Regions from separate parts of the Homo sapiens genome. Here region 1 is linked to region 2. A link is an interaction called in ENCODE POLR2A ChIA-PET data of the cell type or tissue named here. Cell type or tissue: Panc1. All regions are shown on one strand. Each heading gives the region's core, and the rest is flanking DNA. Links, peaks and the distances in the headings are about the cores only. Region 1 has its middle 18 kb from the start of GLRX. Region 2 has its middle 16 kb from the start of SPATA9.

What was found. ChIA-PET counts read pairs that join two places held together with the same protein. Peaks named below come from ENCODE experiments on the same cell type or tissue, not always from the same donor. Only the 100,000 strongest peaks of a DNase experiment are listed, where the experiment ranks them.
Region 1: POLR2A ChIA-PET joins it to region 2 with 5 read pairs; 2 of 35 experiments call an interaction of 5 or more read pairs at or near these places.

The regions. Positions count from the first base shown.
Region 1 is chr5:95,802,724-95,807,121 of GRCh38, reverse strand. No RefSeq gene overlaps it. Among named protein-coding and RNA genes, the nearest start is that of GLRX, 18 kb to the left of the region's middle. In Panc1, for the core only: no CTCF peak of the experiment used is centred there; no DNase peak of the experiment used is centred there.
Region 2 is chr5:95,696,828-95,701,225 of GRCh38, reverse strand. It overlaps a transcript of SPATA9 not described here. Among named protein-coding and RNA genes, the nearest start is that of SPATA9, 16 kb to the right of the region's middle. In Panc1, for the core only: no CTCF peak of the experiment used is centred there; no DNase peak of the experiment used is centred there; H3K4me3 peaks cover 392 bases; H3K27ac peaks cover 2,920 bases.

The sequences.
Region 1 (4,398 bases), core at 201-4,200, 110 kb before region 2:
CTACTCCTGCCGAGGTCAGTGTATAAGGAATCCTTAGCAGCGTTTCCCAGGCACTTAAAGAGGCTATATACAGCACTTTGGGAGGCCAAGGCAGGTGGATCGCTTGAGGTTGCCTGAGGTCAGGAATTCAAGACCAGCCTGGCTAACATGGCGAAAACCCATCTCTACTAAAAGTACAAAAATTAGCCGGCATGGTGGCGCATGCCTGTAATCCCAGCTACTCCAGCTCAGAGTCTCCAGAGTAGCTGTCTCAGAACACTGGGTCCATGGCACATCAGCAAATGTTACATGAAAAAATGGGCTCCATGAGTTTGGAAACGCTGGGCTATACGATGCTGGCCTGCAGGACTTGTGCTCATTTTTAGAGTCTATGCCTTTTATCTGATAAACTTTAAAAACAGATACTCTTAGCCTCATTAAACCCCAAAAGCATTTAAAATATTTACCTCTTTCCCTTTGCTGAGATATAGGAAAGGGTAACAGAGGATGGATGGAAAACAGCATCCCTGAGAGGCACCTCCAGCTTAGAGGGATGAAGAGGGCATCAGTCATGTGGAGTCATGCAGCAGATGAGCTCAATCAGGGCTCCTAATCCAGTCTTACACTTGAGACACTCTGGAAGTACTGTGGAATTAGTATCTGCAACATGTTAGAAGTAGATATTTCGGCTGGGCATGGTGGCTCACGCCTGTAATCCCAGCACTCTGGGAGGCCGAGACGGGCAGATCACTTCAGGTCAGGAGTTCTAGACTATGCTGATTGACATGGTGAGACCCTGTTTCTACTAAAAGTACAAAAATTAGGCCAGGCGCCGTGGCTCACGCCTGTTAATCGCAGCACTTTGGGAGGCCGATGCGGGTGGATCACCTAAGGTCAGGAGTTCAAAACCAGCCTGGCCAACATGGCGAAACCCCATCTCTACTAAAAATACAAAAATTAGCTCGGTGTGGTGGTGGGCACCTGTAATTCCAGCTACTTGGGAGGCAGAGGCAGGAGAATCACTTGAACCCGGGAGGTGTAGGTTGCAGTAGTGAGCCAAGATCGTGACACTGCACTCCAGCCTGGATGACAGAGCGAGACTCCGTCTCCAAAAAAAAAAAAAAAAAAAGCCAAAAGCCGGGCATGGTGTTGTGTGCCTGTAGTCCCAGCTCCTCGGGAGGCTGAGGCAGGAGAATCGCTTGAACCTGGGAGGTGGAGGTTGCAGTGAGCAGAGAGCAGAGATCACGCCACTGCACTGCAGCCTGGCGGGCAAAGTAAGACTTCATCTCAGACAAAAAAAAAAAAAAAAGAAAGAAAGAAGTACATGTTTCATTTGTCCAGGACACTAGTAGCAGAGTGAGGGGGTAGCACTGGAAAGACCCCAAGCTTGGTAAATTTACTTAGCAGACATTCACACAGGCTTGTGAAGACTGCTGGGCTGGAAGCTTGACCTTGGAACTTGCCAGAGCCTTTAATATGTTACATGCATTGTGAATTTCCAAAGTAGTGACTAAGTACCCATTATATCTCAAAGATTTTACCTATCCTTTTTTCAAGAAGCACCTCTCTCAATTCATTTTAAGGGTCACAAGCACTGGAAATGCTAATATTTTGTGCTTTGACTTCTCTCCCCTTTGCCGCTCTCACTTGCTTTTCCACAGTTAACACCATTTCATGCAAGGAATGCTCTTATGGCCTGAATGTTTGTGCCCCTCCTAAATTCATATGTTGAAATCCTAACCCCTAAGGTGATGGTATTAGGAAGTGGGACCTTGTGGGAGGTGATTAGGTCATAATGGTGGAGCCCTCATGAATGGGATTAGTGCCCTTTTAAAGAGGACCCAGAGGGCTAGTTTGTCCTTTCTACCATGTGAGGACACAGTGAGAAGGCACCATCTACAAGCCAGTAAATGTGTTCTCTTCAGACACTGAAGCAGCCAGGAACTTGGTCTTGGACTTCCCAGCCTTCGGAACTATGGGAAATATATTTCTGTTGTTTATAAGCTACCCAGTCTATGGTATTTTGTTATAGCAGCTCCAACAGCCTAAGACAGATGCTGAATGGGTGCATCATGTCAATGTCTGGCATTTCTTCTGTCAGCATTCTGTAACTTATTTACGGTTTCAGCTAATAACTTGGCGTAAGTCCCAAGTTTCTCAATAATGACACAAAGTCCATCAGAGTCTTCATCTCCTGGTTCAATTCAAGCATCATTATAGACCAAAGTCTGTGCTAAGAGCTGTTAGAGCTGATTTATCAATACAGTCCCAAGCAACGACAACTGTATAAATGGCATCGTTAAGATTGAACTCTCCTGGAAAATCATAAATTCTAGGACCTGCTAACTGCAGCAAGCAGTTAGCAAAAGCAAACACAAAAAGGTGCACTTGCTCTTCATGGATTGTAGAATTCCGTGTCACAAGGCTGTATTGTGGGTGTCACGGTGGGTAATAAATTCAGAAGAAGATCACGAGAGGGTGTGAGAAGCATTTGCCCAGAAACAAAATTTTTCCATTTTTATCCAGTTTTGCTGGCCTTGCTTTGAACACATCACTGGTCTACAGTGGTTACAGAACCAGTCAGAACGCATTTTTCTAGCTACCTATACTTTTCTTCCTCCCTTCCTTCTCTCATGCCCTCTCTTCCTCCTTTCTTTCTTTCCTCTCTTCTCTCTTTCTTCCTTTTTCTACAACTTTACTGAAGTATATTTTCTTCAATGAGGGAATGTTTAAGCTGCTCAGCTCCTAACAGGAACTGGCCCTAGAATCTAAAATTCCTGCTCCTTTCATGGTTTAGAAGCCACGTGGACTGAATTCAAATCCCAGTTAGGTGATTTCCCAACTGTGTGACTGTAGGTAAGCAAATCTCTGTAGTCTGGCTTTTTATTATAAGAATTAAGGATAATGAAAATTAAATTAACTAATTAAATTAAAATTAAAGATGATTAACAGAGAAACCTCACTCTCTGGCTTCCCTGCGGCTGAATGGGCCATGCAACCAGCTCTCCATTCTCCCCAAACACTTCTTACCAAGCATGCTGTTTTTTCCTATTATCTGTTTTGGGTTAAGTCAAATATTAACCACAAGGTTGGTGTGTTAACAAGTCACAACATTTGAAGAATCCTAATCAGGTCAGACTTTGGAATAGTTTCCTCAGAGGTGGGAAGGAAAGTGGGGAGGGAGGATGACCTTAATAACTCCTTGACCTTGGAGAGTCAGCCTTGCAAGTCACCTAAAAGAATGTGTCTCCCGGCAACATGCCCAGCCTCCCTCACATTGCCCAAAGACAGCAATGCAACAGCATCCTCAAAGGAGGACATTGACTTCCGTGTTTGCTGGATTATTGTACATTTTTCTTAGAATGCTTGTGGAGGCTGTTTGCTAGTCAGTAGGGTATGTGAGCTTTGGAGTCAGGTCCTAGTTCTTCCCAGCTCTGCCACTTATTAACCATGTGACCTTAGGCTATTACTCACTGTACTCATTTTAGAATACAGACATGCAAAGCCCCTGGTCACTGGATTGCTGGGACAATAAAATGATAGAGATAATAAGAGTGGTTATACTTGCAGAGTGCTAACTCTGTGCAAGGCACTGGTTTCAGCACTGAATGCGTATGACCTCGTTTACTCCTCCCAGTGACACTATGGGGTTAATAGTCCATTAGCTGCATGTTATAATGAGCAGATAAAGTCCAGAGAGAGGTCACTTTACCTGTCAGAGGTCGCACAGTAAGGGGTGGAGCTGGGATGTGAATTTGCCTGTGCAGTCTGGCTTCATCACATGCTCAACCAGCCCACCAGACCACTTTCCTGTGCCATATCAGCTCTTCTGAAGGAAGTCATGTACGCAGAATGTCTGCCCCTCAGTAAGAGCACAATAAATGGTGATATTGAAATAATAACTAATACTTCCATTTCCTCAGGCCTCACCAGCTTATGGACTTCATGCAAACACCTCTTGCCTGCTCCCAAACCAGGCCCCAATGTCTCCTGAAGTTATTTCTGGGATGCCTCCCATGGACCTCCTGTCCTTTCACACTTGCCCCTCCCTGAGGTCCTGCCTGTGAAGTCCCTTGAGGTGGTGCCTCACCCTTCCACTGATGTTGGTGTCCCCTAGGCCTCTCCCCTGAGCCCTCTGGCCAAGTTCCCTGGGCCCCAAGCACAAATGGGTATCTGGGCCCAAACAGTCAATACCATCCACTTGGAGACCAGTGACTTTGTGTTCCCCGCTGTGTTCTGTTACATTCAACAGACATTTCCTAAGCAACTATTATATTTTGGAGAGAGTGTTAGAAGACACACAAAAAGTAAGAGCGAATGGTAGCCCATCTTCTTTGGATGTCTGAGCAAATGACATTTGTGAACAACAACAAAAAAGTAAGTTACAAACAACAAATATGTTTACAAGGACACCCTCTA
Region 2 (4,398 bases), core at 216-4,215:
CAAAGAATTATTGCAGTTGCCACAATTTTCTGCTTTATATCAAGAGGTTAAGTGACCTAGGAATTAGAATTCTAGAATTGTAGAATTTCAGAGTTATAAGGGACTTCAGAAATGATAACTCACATTTTACAGATAAAGTACTGTAAAATACATATGTGTTACTTGTTAATTAACTATTTTAAAAATCTTTGTGGCCTTTGCTATAATGTTTGAACATTAGGGAGTATCAGTAAACTACAAAATTTGTTTTTTCAAATTCTTGTGGTGTGGATTCTTCACCTCATCTAAGTAACTGAAGTGATAAAAAGGAAAATATTTTAAGAAATAAAGATGAAAATTATATGAATCCATATATGTGATAACATGGCTTAGAACTACACTCATACCACACACTAGTACATGTAAAACTGGTGAAATCCGAATCAAGTCAGTGGTTTATAGCAATGTCAAGTTCCTGGTTTTGATATTGTACTATAGTTATATAAGATGTAGTTATTGGGGCCGGGCACAGTGCCTCATGCCTGTAATCCCAGCACTTTGGGAGGCCGAGGTGGGCAGATCGCTGAGGCCAGGAGTTTGAGACCAGCCTGGCCAACATGGCAAAATCCCATCTCTAAAAAAAATTTTTGGCCAGGCGCGGTGGCTCAAGTCTGTAATCCCAGCGCTTTGGGAGGCTGAGGCGGGCATATCACGAGGTCAGGAGATCAAGACCAGCCTGACCGACGTGGTGAAACCCTGTCTCTATGAAAAATATAAAAATTAGCCAGCCATGGTGGCGCGTGCCTGTAATCCCAGCTACTCTGGAGGCTGAGGCAGGAGAATCGCTTGAACCTGGGAGGTGGAGGTTGCAATGAGCTGAGATTGCATCACTGCACTCCAGTCTGGGTGATGGAGTGAGACTCCATCTAAACAAAAAAAAAAATTTTTTTTAAATGTAGTTATTGGGGGAAACTGCATGAAGGGCAAATGGGCACCCACTACTATCTAAAATAAAAATTTTAAAATATAGATAGCTACTATGAAATTGCTTTATTGACATGATTAAATATTATAAACTATAGGTGGTTAGAATTTAATATAAAAATAATTACAACATGAGACACTGCTTTAGCTTTCACCCCTTTGATCATTCCTCATGACTCCCTGTTAATATTTTCATAAGTTTTTTCTTCTTGACGCTCTTCATAGAAAACTAATTAATATCCATGGTTTCAGGGGCTAGCTCTATGTTGGAGTCCCCAGATCTTTCTGTCTGGCCCAGATGTCCCATTCAAACTCCAACTCGTTACTAGATTGCTCTTGCTAGATCTTTGCATGGTGTCTGACACAAAGTAGGCTTTCAAGAAATATTAGATGAATGAATGAATAACTTTTCAAATAACTATAAGATATTTGTACTTGAAACTCTCAGAGTCTTCTAAATTCAAAATATAGCAAAACAAAACCAGTATTTCTTCCCACTATGCTCACCCACCAAACTTGCTCACTCTGGCAATTTCCGTATTTCTCCCATTTCTACTATTTTCCAATCCAACTAAGCCTTTAAAATGTAAGCTGCCTTGGACTCTTCCTTCACTTTTATTTACCATATATGTCTAAGCAGTTATCTCTTATGTCCATTTTCCTCTCAAATATCCTTTATATTTGTCCCTTCTATTTCATTTCTATGGCTACTGTGTTAGCATTTTTTGTTGATATTGCTAAATGTTTCTCATTTTTCTCCCTGTTCTTAGTCTTGATTCCTCTTCAGTCTATTTTGTGCACTAGTTCCTGGTAAATGTTTCCCATTGGCCAGGTCACCACACTAAGAGCATGATCATAATTCTTGATGCTACCTATGGAGTGCTGATTGTATACCAGGCACTGTGATACTTACTGTACATATATTATCTCATTTACTCTTTATGATAGCCCTGTAAAGTAGGCATGATTTATCCCCATTTTATAGATGAGAAAACCGACGGTCCAAGAGATTTACAAATGTGCCACATTATTTAAGTAGCAGAGCCAGGATATGAACTCAGGTTAGCCTGGTTACAATCATTATGAAACACCATTCTCCTAAATATAAATACATTTTGTTCCTTCATTAAAATATACCCAGCAGAACCTCAACCTGGCAAAAATAGAAGCTCAATGAATCGCAGCATTGAAAGCACTTTATTAAATGAGTTGAACTGAGCAGGGTGCATGCTGAAAGCTCCCACTGACCTTCAAGCCTGCGCCTTCCATTTGTTCCAGCTCATAGTGCTCCACTCCCACCCCTTTCAAATCTCAGGGAGATTTTATAGTTATGTTGTTGCATTCAGGTAGTAAATGAATAGTCTTTTTTTTAGTAATTGAGTTGAGTTTGCTGTAATAAATAAATAAATAATGATAATTTTGTTGTTGCTCTCAGGTAATAAGTAGTAGTCTTTTTATTTTTGTAATTGAGTCCAGTTCGATGTAATAAACCAAATGTTAATCTCATTTCATTTAAAACTTCTTCCCATTCCCCGTTGAGTTTTGCTCCAGGCTTGGAAGTCTACAGTGGAAGAGTGAGGGAACTTTGGTCAGCTGCTTTTCCTCTCCTCAGCTCTCCTCCCTCATCGGTTTCTGCTTTTGGCCTCTTCAAAGCTGCAAGAGGGAAGGAGAAAAGGTAAGATAGGAAAAGCTCTTACTTAACTGCATGGTTATGACTGACATTGGTGCCCTTAGGAGTGGCAAATAACCCGAGGTTATTTGTCTCTTGGAAGCCTTCCGGGAACCTTCTACTGCATTTCTGGCCAGATAACAATCTAGTCCCTGAGCGTCTAGGAGTCTGCCTGACACTGCCCCTTCAGATGGAGCCTGCTGTGAGAATTTCAGACTGGCTCCCTTCACAGATGCTTGCATCAAGTCCACAGCTTGCTGTGAACTTAGCCTTCCCTCTCTTTAGTCTAGACCATAACATGCTCATTTCATTCCAGCCCCACTGTCTGCTTATTTTCCTCTCCCACGTTTCCTCCTCTCTGCCAATCTCAATGTAATTCCCATCTGATCGCAGTGCACACCTTTTTCCATGAAGCAATGCCTTATTTATTCCTTCCCACAGTGATTTTCCCAAATGAAAGTCCCAAGCACTCTATTATGTACCAAAAGAAAAAAGAAGAAATCAGTTTTACTTAAGAAGCTTGAGTACATATGTTAAATATTGACCCCAGGGTACACATCATTTTTAACATTCCATGTAATTAAATATGAAGTAGTAGGCATAGGCACTTCTGCTGCTTACTGAAACACATGATTGCCTCAAGGAAATGTACTTGTGTAATTGAGCTGTGAGCTGCTTTTTTTTTTTTCATGGAATGTCATTTTCATGGAATGTCATTTCATGGAATGTCATTTTCACTTGAAAGAATGACTGACAAAAACACCCAACTATGGTTATAGGGAGCTGGGTATTTGGCAGGTATTTTCTCGAATGTAAAAGAAGCGAGTCTGTCATTTCAAGGAAAACAATTGACAGTGTTTATTGCCAATGATAAATGTGAGCTTTAAAGCAAAAATTAGAACTCGGGAAAACTTGCATCCACAATGATGAGCTTGACAATTTGTGGTGGTTTTGTAGCTGTGGCTACACATTCTTCAATACAGCGCCCTACAAGAGACGGAGGTTACCTTCCCTCCCCTTGATTGTGGAGTTGATTGTCTCTAGTGATGAGCTATCATACTGAGATTAGTTATAAAATGACTGTGGCTCCCATCTTGAGCAGACTATCTTGTTCTCTCTCTGTCTCTCTCTCTCTGTGTGTCTCTCCTTGCCACCCCTGTTTCTTTTGAACTGCTCACCATGGGACAATCCGCCAGGTTGTGAGGTGGCCCTGAGAGAGGGAAGCCAGCTGAGGACATACTGAAGCAGTCTATGGAGAGGCCACATGGTAAGGAACTGAGGGTTCCCAGCAACCACGGGAGTGAACTTGGGAGTAGATCTTCTGAAGCAGCCAAAAGGCACACGAGTGAGCTTGGAATTGGACCATCTCTCAGTTGAGTCCTAAGAAGACCATAGCCCAGCCAACAGTTTGACTGCAACCTCTTGAATGATTTCAAGCCAGAACCACCTAGCTAAGCCACTCTTAAATTCCTTACCCAAAGAAACTGTGAGATAACAAAAGTTTATTGTTTTAAGTTGCTGAGTTGGGGTAATTTGCTATGCAAAGATATTGAGAGAACCAATATTATTCAAATAATCAATGCATGATGTTATAAAATTATGCATTAGTAAATGAGCCAAAGTGGAGGATAGATTTATAAATTTTAATGTAACAGAACATAAAAAGTTCACTGATATGGTATTTAGGTTGCACCTAATCTTTAAGAAATTACCGTTTTGTTTTGTTTTGTTTCACTTGGAGACAGGGTCTTGCTCTGTCCCCTGGC